Linked DNA regions of Homo sapiens: region 2 is linked to region 1. A link is an interaction called in ENCODE POLR2A ChIA-PET data of the cell type or tissue named here. Cell type or tissue: PC-9. All regions are shown on one strand. Region 1 overlaps CBL (Cbl proto-oncogene). Region 2 overlaps CBL (Cbl proto-oncogene).

Region 1 (5,000 bases):
AATTAGCCAAGCGTGGTGGCACATGCCGGTAATCCTAGCTACTCGGGAGGCTGAGGCAGAAGAATCGGTTGAACCCGGGAGGCGGAGGTTGCAGCGAGCTGAGGTAGCACCTTTGCACTCTAGCATGGGCAACAAGAACGAAACTCTGTCTCAAAAAAAAAAAAAAAAAAAAGAAAATATTTATATTGGCTGGATACGGTGTCTTACATCTGTAATCCCAGAACCTTGGGAGCTGAAGCTGACGCTGAGGTGGGCAGATCGCTTGAGCCTAGGAGTTCAAGACTAGCCTGGACAACATGGCAAAACCCTATCTCTACAAAAAATACCAAAAATTAACTGGATGTGGTGCACATGCCTGTAGTCCCAACTACTTGGGATGCTGAGGTGAAAAGATCAATTGAGCCTAGGAGGCTGAGGCTGCAGTGAACCAAGACTGCATCACCACACTCCAGCCTGTAGGACAGAATGAGACCCTGTCTCCAAACAAAAACAAAACATAAGGCCAGGCACAGTAACTCACACCTGTAATCCCAGCACTTTGGGAGGCCAAGGCGGGAGAATCACCTGACGTCAGGAGTTGGAGACCAGCCTGACCAACATGATGAAACCCCGTTTCTACTAAAAATACAAAAATTAGCCAGGCATGGTGGCATGCACCTGTAGTCCCAGCTACTGGGGAGGCTGAGACAGGAGAATTGCATGAACCCGGGAGGTGGAGGTTGCAGTGAGCCGAGATCACGCCACTGCACTCATAGCCTGGGCAACAGAGCAAGACTCTGTCTCAAATAAATAAATAAATACATGCATACATACAAGCGCGCGCACACACACACACACACACACACACCCCAAAGAGTTTAGGATAAAACGGAGTACTTGCCTAATACCTCTGAAAAAAAGGTATACAGTTGACCCTTCAACAACATGGGTTTGAAAGCGTGGGTCTGCTTATACGAAGTTCTTTTTCAATAAAAGTTATACCAAGTGTGCCTGCCCCCTTGCCTCCCGCTCCACCTCTTCTATTTATTCCATCTCTGCCACCCGAGACAGCAGCCAACCCCTCCTCCTCCTACTCAACATGAAGACAAAGAGGATGAAGATCCACTTCCACTTAATGAATCGTAAATATTTTATCCTCCTTATGATTTTTTCAATGTTTTCTTCTGTAATCCCAGCTACTCAGGAGGCTGACGCAGGAGAATCGCTTGAACCCGGGAGGCAGAGGTTGCAGTGAGCCAAGGTCACGCCACTGCACTCCAGCCTGGCGACAGAGCAAGACTCCATCTCAAACAAACAAAAAATACAAAAAATAATGTTTTCTTTAATCTGGCTTACTTTATTGTAAGAACACATGATATAATACATGTATGTACAAAATAACATGTTAATAAGCTGTTTTATGTTATCAGTAAGGCTTCTGGTCAACAGTAGGCTATTACTGGTTAACTTTTGGCAGGGAGTCAAAAGTTATGTGTGACTTTCAATGGGGGGCAGTGGCTGGAGGTAATGAGGGGGACAGGGACTGAGGTGGATGGGACGTGGGGTGGTCTGTGCCCCTAACCTCCTAGCTGTTCTAGGGTCAACCACACATCCCTTCAACAACAACAAAAAACTAAACTAAAACCTGTATCATATGCAATCAATAAATGTTCATGACAATGTATCAGCCCTCACAATGTAACACAAAATGTTTCCAAAACATTTCATGAATTAGTATTTTTAAACTAGTACCATGTCCCCTCCACAAGTGTTATTTGTCCTTCTTTAGCATGTCACCTCTTAAAGTTCATTTGTATACTAAATGTCTGGTTTTCTCAAGATCTTTTGAAAATGAATCATCATGACCAGGGAAATCAGCACTGCACTAACTCTTAAGTCTTCAACTATGGAACACTAACACAGACCTCAAAGAATATACAGGTAGGTACTCTTTTTTCTTCATCTTTTAAGAGATAGAGTCTCAAAAAAAAATTGCCAGGGGCATTGGCTCACACCTGTAATCCCAGCACTTCGGGAGGCTGCAGTGGGCAGATCATGAGGTCAGGAGATCGAGACCAGCCTGGCCAACATGGTGAAACCCCATCTCTACAAAAAATACAAAAATTAGCTGAGTGTGGTGGCACGTGCCTGTAATCCCAGCTACTCGGGAGGCTGAGACAGGAGAATCACTTGAACCTGGGAGGCAGAGGTTGCAGTGAGCTGAGATCACGCCACTGCACTCCAGCCTGGCAACAGAGAGAGAGAGACGCTGTCTCAAAATAAATAAATAATAAAATAAATAAATAATAATAAAAAAAAATTTAGCCGGGCGTGGTGGCGGGCGCCTGTAGTCCCAGCTACTTGGGAGGCTGAGACAGGAGAATTGCTTGAACCTGGGAGATGGAGTTTGCAGTGAGCAGAGATCAGGCCACTGCACTCCGGTGTGGGTGACAGAGCGAGACTCTGTCTTAAAATAAAATAACATAACATAATAACATAACATAACATAACATAATTCAAAATAAAATATAAAACAAAACAAAATAAAATAAAGTAAAATAAAATAAAAACCAAAAATTTTAAAAAGGCCAGGCATGGTGGCTCATGTCTGTAATCCCAGCACTTTGAAAGGCTGAGACGGGAGGATGGCTTGAACCTAGGAGTTTGAGACCAGCTGGGCAAGATGGCAAGATCTGTCTCTTTAAAAAAAAAAAAAAAAAAAAAAAAAAAAAAGGAAGGGTGTGGGGTGGTTTGCTCTGTCACCCAGGCTGGAGCACAGTGGCATGATCATACCTCAAATGCTTTGAACTCCTGGACTCAAGAGACATTCCCAACTAGACCTCCCAAGTAGCCGGGACTACAGGTACACGCCACCACACCTGGATAATTTTTTAAACTATTTTTTGCAGCGATAGGGCCTCACTATGTTACCCAGGCTGGTCTCAAACTCCTGGCCTCAAGTTATCCTGCCTCCTGGCATCCCAAAATGCTGGGATTATATACAGGCAAGAGCCACCACGCCTGGCCATGCTCTTGATACTCTCGATATTAATATTCTTTGGAAAGGAAAAAAAGTCCTTATTATGTATAACCTCTTTTAAAAAATGGTTCCTAAAGGCCCTGTGTGAATAATTCAAGTCAATAGTTAACAAACATCAAAAACCCAAACAATCTGCCTATATTATTTAGTGAATTTTAAACTGGCAGTCATAGTTAACCTTCAAAAAACAAACATGAACCAAAAAACAAAAATTCACCAAAAAATTTCTAAAAGATACAAATATTTTCCTGCTTAGTCTGTCCTCCATTTGGCTAACTTTATTTTGCATTCCAAATCCTGCAGTGGCAAAAATGGCTGCCTTTTGTTTACTTCTGCCTGTACATTTACAGCATCACTCAGAACAATGTTAAAAAGAAACGTGCTTAGCTCCGGGAAACCAACAGTATCCTTGTACAGCTGCCATGCACTCCATTCATAATAGCTTTCTCACTGGCCTAGCTCCTCCCTTTGCTTCTGCCAAGACTCAATGGTCAATAGAAAAAATTTGGAAAGTGTTATGATCACAATAAAGAGGAATAAAACTATGCTTGAAAATTGCTAAACTTTTAAAGAGCAAAAAGTTATAGAGAACAACAATGCCTAAGCCTAATGCTGTTGTGAATACAGAATCTTTTCTAACACTAAGGAATCTGTGTTTCTAATTAGGCAGAAAACCATACACATGTAAGACTAAAATAAATATTTTTATCTCTAAAGACTCCAACTTATTGATACAAGCATTTCTCATTTTCAATGTTTTCCCATGTTAAAAATGAATAGTTTTATGCTACAAAAACAAGTATTCAATATGTGGAGCTATACATGTAAAATGTCATTATAATTTAAAAGGATGAATATTAACCTCCTGTCAAGAAGAGAGGAGGATACTAGAGCACAAGTCCAGAGACCTGGGCTCTAGTCTGGTGACTGACATTAACTGGCTATACAACCTCAAGCAAGTTATTTGCCCTTCCGGGTCTCTGTAAATGAAAGAGTTAGATCAATTTATTTCTAAAGTCTCTTAAAGCTTCAAATTTTAAAAACTCCATCTCAGAAACTTGAAGAAGTTTAACAGGTATAAATATATAGTGAAGCTTTTTTTTTTTTTTTTGAGACGGAGTCTCTCTCTGTTGCCCAGGCTGGAGTGCAGTGGCGCGACTTGGCTCACTGCAACCTCCGCCTCCCGGGTTCAAGCAATTCTCCTGCCTCAGCCTCCCAAGTAACCGAAATTACAGGCATGCGCCACCACGCCTGGCTAATTTTTTTGTATTTTTAGTAGAGAGGGGGTTTCACCATATTGGTCAGGCTGGTCTCGAATTCCTGACCTCGCGATCCATCCACCTTGGCCTCCCAAAGTGCTGGGATTATAGACGTGAGCCACTGTGCCCAGCTTATAGTGAAGCTTTTTTAAACGAAAACTCATGACTGTTTTTCAAAGACAAATCAGAAACCCATCCTTTTTTGTTTTTGGTTTAATTTTTAAATAAAAATAGAGATGGGGTCTCACTATGTTGCCTAGACTGGTCTTGAACTCCTAGGCTCAAGCAATCCGCCCACCTCAACCTCGCAAAGTGCTGGCATTACAGGATGTGCCACGGTGCCCAGCCGGAAACCTATACTTTTTTTTTTTTTTCTGAGATGGAGTCTCGCTCTGTCACCCAGGCTGGAATGCAGTGGTGTGATGTCAGCTCACTGCAGCCTCCACCTCCCAGGTTCAAGCAATTCTCTGCCTCAGTCTCCCAAGTAGCAGAGACTACAGGCGCGCACTACCACGCCCGGCTAATTTTTGTATTTTTAGTAGAGACGGGGTTTCACATGTTGAACAAGCTGGTCTCGAACTCCTGGCCTCAAATGATCGCCCACCCCGGCCTCCCAAAGTGCTGGGATTACAGGCGTAAGCCACTGCATCCGGCCACCTATACTTTTTTTTAACAAACATATTTTAAAGTCAACTGATCACAGGAAAAAAAAAAGTGTCATC
Region 2 (5,000 bases), 61 kb before region 1:
TGTTAAGTGCATAAATGAACAAAACATCAAATATTCCTCTCCCACCTCTCAGTTCTGGACCCTTTCTTGCATATTTAGACAAAGGACCAATAACCTACCCCCTTCAAATGCTCTTCATTTCCTACCATACAAATTAAAATTCTTTTGGGAGAGGGTATTCAACTCTCTCTAATCTAGTGTGATGTTCCTTTCCAGTTCTTTCTCCTACTGACAAAATTTCTGCTCTACTTAAAATAACCTAATCATCATTCCACAATACACCTTAGGCATTTCTGTCATTGTGGCTGTTATCAATCTGAAAACCGTATCCACTTTCCAAAGAAATACTTCAGATCTCAGATGCCACTCCTTCTATAAAGTTCTCATGATTGCCCTATCTGGGAATAACCTCTTATTTCTCTAAAACTTAAGTGTTTTCTAGTTAGATTACAAATGGCATTTATGAAAGGACATTTACTGCAATATTTACAAACTGCCTCATCTGGTCTGTGAATATACACATTTTTTTTTTGAGACAAAGTTTCACTCTTGTTGCCCAGGCTGGAGTGCAATCACCTGATCTCAGCTCACTGCAACCTCTGCCTCCAGGTTCAAATGAATCTCCTGCCTCAGCCTCCTGAGTAGCTGGAATTACAGACACCCACCACCAGGCCCAGTTAATTTTTTGTATTTTTAGTAGAGACGGGGTTTCATCATGTTAGCCAGGGTGGTCTCAAACTCCTGACCTCAGGTGATCCACCCGCCTCGGCCTCCTAAAGTGCTGTGATTGCAGGTGTGAGCCACCACGCCCAGCCATATTTCTTGAGGGTAGGAATTATGTTATAGCATCTCTGAATTCCATATAAAACTTATCACAAAATTTCAACCCATAAACTTCTATCCACACATATTTCTTTTTCTTTCTTCTTTTTTTTCAAGACAGGGTCTTACTCTATTGCCTAGGCTGGAGTGCAGTGGCGCCATCATGGCTCACTGAAAGCTTGGCCTCCTGGGCCCAAGCAATATTCCCACCTCAGCCTCCCGAGTAGCTGGAATTACAGGCAAGTGCCACCACGCCCAGCTAATTTTTGTAATTTTTGTAGAGACAGGGTTTCACTACGTCCCCCAGGCTGGTCTCGAAATCCTCGGCTCAAGCGATCCACCCACCTTGGCCTCCCAAATTGCTGGGATTACAGACATGAGCCACTGTGCCTGGCCCACACATATTTCTTAACAGGTTAGATAGTTTCAAAATTAAGACTCACCATGGAGGTATCCAGACTGAACGTGCTTCCGAGCCTAGGCACATCTGGTCTGGGCTCCATTTGTGAGGGCAATGAAAATGGAAGTGAGTGCCGGTTGGTTAATTCTCTTCCTGTCCAGGGATCACTGGAACTTGGGGCAGATACTGGTACTTTGGGGATTGGCCGGGGCAGCCATGAGTCTCCAAGGCGGCTAGAGGGGACAGGGGGCAGTTTGTCTCTGGAGGGACAGTCGCCTGGTGTACAAGGCAAGGGGCGTCTTTGAGGTCGGGATTCTGCTCCAACAGAATATGGCCGGTCTGGAGGCGGTGGTGGTGGAAGATCTCGAAGTGTGGGAGGTACTGGCAATGGTTTGTCTTTATGAAGGGAGCCAGAAGCAGCCTGTGGAAGCAGGGTGAAAGCAAATCAGTAAAAACCCACTAGTACACAGCAAAGAATCCAAAAACTGCAGTAATGGAAAATGCTTTACCTTAGAAGCAGTTCCAAGAGCAGAAGCACTTGAGGGAACACATACTCGCTGCGGCAGAAGGTCAAGTCGTGGTGGCACCGGGGGAAGGGAAGCTTGTGGGGCCATGGAGAATGGAGAAGGCGGCCGTTCCACCTAGGGTACATAAAAAATTTAACAGATTACTTTCGTTTGGGGAAATGGCATCTTTCAACTCTCCTAAAGCTGTGGATGGCAAATACCATGGGAACACTTAAACTACAAATGGGCCAGACCTAGGTTTGAGGTCGCACACACCCTCTTAAAAAACTTCCAGAGACTCTAGCACTTCCTGAATAATTTTTGTGTCACCATAAGAGGGCACTCTCAATCACAGAAACACCATACCCATGGCAAGCTACAGGTAATCTATCTAGAAAGGACAGGGCTACAAAAAGTTTCCTAGTTTACAACTTTAAAAATTACAACAGTTTTCTACCCCCTCATCTTTGGAGAAAGAAAAAAATCTTTTCAAGATTAAAAATAGGAATCCATATAAAAAGTAAGGGGCAGGCCATGCACAGTGGCCCACACCTGTAATACTAACATTTTGGGAGGCAGGAGTTCGAGACCAGTATGGGCAACATAATGAGACCCCATCTCTACAAAAAATAAAATAAAAAATTAGCTGGGCCATGGTGGCACACAGCTATTTGGGAGGCTAAAACAGGAAGACTGCTTGAGCCTAGGAGTTTGAGACTGCAGTGAACCATAATCTAGCCACTGTACTCCAGCCTGGGCAACAGAGCAAGAGCCTGTCTCGACAAAAATAAAATAAAAAAAAAGGATGGCAGTGGGGCGGGGGGTGCAGATATTAACCTCTTAACAAAGTACCTGGGAAAACAATGTTTAAGGGACATAATAAAGAAAGAGATCGATGACGGTGAATTCTCTATGGGTTATTAAGGTAAGAAAGAAGATGAGAGTCGGTACAGTGGCTCACACCTGTAATCCTGCATTTGGGGAGGCAGGAGGATTGCTTGAGGCCAGGAGTTCAAGACCAGCCTTGTCAACATAGTGAGATCCCTCTAAAAAATTTTAACTAAAAATTTTTTTAAGGTGAATTTGTAAAGAAAAATGATCAAGAATATCACTAAAAAGCATCTTGAGTCCTTCCAAAGAAATAAATTATTTCAATTCAATAATTAAGGCCAGGCGTGGTGGCTCACGCCTGTAATCGCAGCACTTTGGGAGGCTGAGGCGGGTGGATCACGAGGTCAGGAGATCGAGACCATCTTGGCTAACACGGTGAAACCCCGTCTCTACTAAAAATACAAAAAATTAGCCAGGTGTGGTGGCGGGCGCCTGTAGTCCCAGCTATTCAGGAGGCTGAGGCAGGAGAATGGCATGAACCCGGGAGGCGGAGCTTGCAGTGAGCCGAGATAGCGCCACTGCACTCCAGCCTGGGCAAAAGAGCAAGACTCCATCTCAAAAAAAAAAAAAAAAAAAAAAAAAAAAAAGAAAGAATTAAAAAGGATTAATATTTTCTGTCAATTTGAGCTCTAAAAAATGAGGTACCAAATTAGAAGAAAGAACACATATATAACCTTTTCCATTTCCCTGCCTATAGCAGGCTTAGGAATAGCTGATAAGCTTGTCAAAGTAAGCTGTCAAGAGATACACAGTAATTCATTAAAAAAAAAATGCTACTCTGCATTTAAATTCCCCAACAGCAAAGCAACACTGACAGAAAAACAGCCATATTTAGTCATGTTATTAGTGCTGGGTGGTGGATGACAGAAAAGCTCTCATCTTTAACTCTTTGCTTTATCCACATGCTTAAGATAACGGGTTCCCAATTAGCTGACAATGCAGCATGAGCAGCTAAACAGCTCAATGACAAAAGTCAAAGTTACTAGTCAAGCCTCCTCTCACTTCATCATAATTATTTTGTCAGTAGCTATATCCTGCTGATTTTTCCCTAAAAGATTCTCATACCTGTATATTTCATTTCATTCTACTTACCAACCCCAGACCTTACTTATTTATGGGAGACAGGGTCTTGCTCTGTAGCCCAGGCTGGACTGCAGTGGCACAAACATGGTGCACTGCAGCCTTGACCTCCTGGGCTCAAGCCATCCTCCTGCCTCAGCCTCTCAAGTAGCTGGGACAAGCTGTGCGCCACCACATGTGGCTTTTTTTTTTTTGGGGCGCGGGGAAGGCACGGGTAGACGGGGTCTTGTCATGTTGCCCAGGGTGGACTCAAACCTCTGGGCTAAAGTGATCCTCCTTGCCTTGGCCTCCCAAAGGGCTGGCATTACAGGCGTGAGCCACCGCGGGTGGCCGTGATTTATTAAAACAACCTAGTGAACTTCCCAACTTGTAGTTTATCTCACCACATCCTTCTGCTTACCACTATCAGCTTAGCCATTCTTAAACACTCACCAACTCAAAAACCACCAGTAACTCCCAATTTGCCCTGTTACAAAATCTCACCCTCCTGCCCAGCTTTCACAAGTCTTTCTAATCTGGTCTCTGCAACCAAAGAAAGGTATTTCCCACAACTCCCTAACAAGCATCAACGCTGCTCTATTCAGGCTCATCTCCTCAGTGTTTCCTGCACATTCTAATGATTATTTCGACTTCCGTATCATTCTTTAAATCCTTTCCCCATTCTGGAAGGCCCTCTCTGCCGATCATCAATCTTTCTCTCATTCCTTAGGCACAGAGGGTTGAACTAATCATATTTTTACATTCATGTCTCAACATCATAATGGATCCTTGCAATAGTCTTTTTTTTTTTTTTTGAGATGGAGTCTCACTCTTGTTGCCCAGGCTGGAGTGAAATAGTGCGATCTCAGCTCGCTGCAACCTCTGCCTCCCAGGTTCAAGCCATTCTCTGGCCTCAGCCTCCCAAGTAACTGGGATTATAGGCATGCGCCACCATGCCTGGCTAATTTTCGTATTTTTAGTAGAGACAGGGTTTCACCACACTGGCCAGGCTGGTATGGAACTTCTGATCTCAGGTGATCTGCCCGCTTCGGCCTCCCAAAGTGCTGGGATTACACGCATGAGCCACCGCACCCGGCCGCAATATTCTTTTATCATAGCATATAAGGCTCCAGAAAAGGTGGAACCTTTATAAATTTATAAATGGAAAATAAGTGATCAGAGAAATACAAACATTTCCAAGACTTCAAGACTTAAAGGACATAAATATCCAAATAGAAAGGGTTTATTACATACCTAGCTCAATGAAAGAAAGGAAACCCACAACAAACAAACCAAAAATACCCTTACAATTTTCATCAAATCAAGGATGAGGAAAATATCTT

What was found. Peaks named below come from ENCODE experiments on the same cell type or tissue, not always from the same donor. Only the 100,000 strongest peaks of a DNase experiment are listed, where the experiment ranks them.
Region 2: POLR2A ChIA-PET joins it to region 1 with 6 read pairs; 15 of 35 experiments call an interaction of 5 or more read pairs at or near these places.

What each region holds. Positions count from the first base shown.
Region 1 is chr11:119,220,897-119,225,896 of GRCh38, reverse strand. The region is part of intron 1 of CBL (Cbl proto-oncogene); the gene reads right to left. Among named protein-coding and RNA genes, the nearest start is that of CBL, 17 kb to the right of the region's middle. In PC-9, no CTCF peak of the experiment used is centred here; no DNase peak of the experiment used is centred here; H3K27ac peaks cover 861 bases.
Region 2 is chr11:119,281,811-119,286,810 of GRCh38, reverse strand. It overlaps CBL (Cbl proto-oncogene), which reads right to left. Exons shown (of 16, transcript NM_005188.4): 10 at 1,711-1,842; 11 at 1,245-1,622. Among named protein-coding and RNA genes, the nearest start is that of MIR6756, 29 kb to the left of the region's middle. In PC-9, CTCF peaks have their summits at 1,825 and 2,025 (motif pointing right); a DNase peak (open chromatin) is centred at 2,030.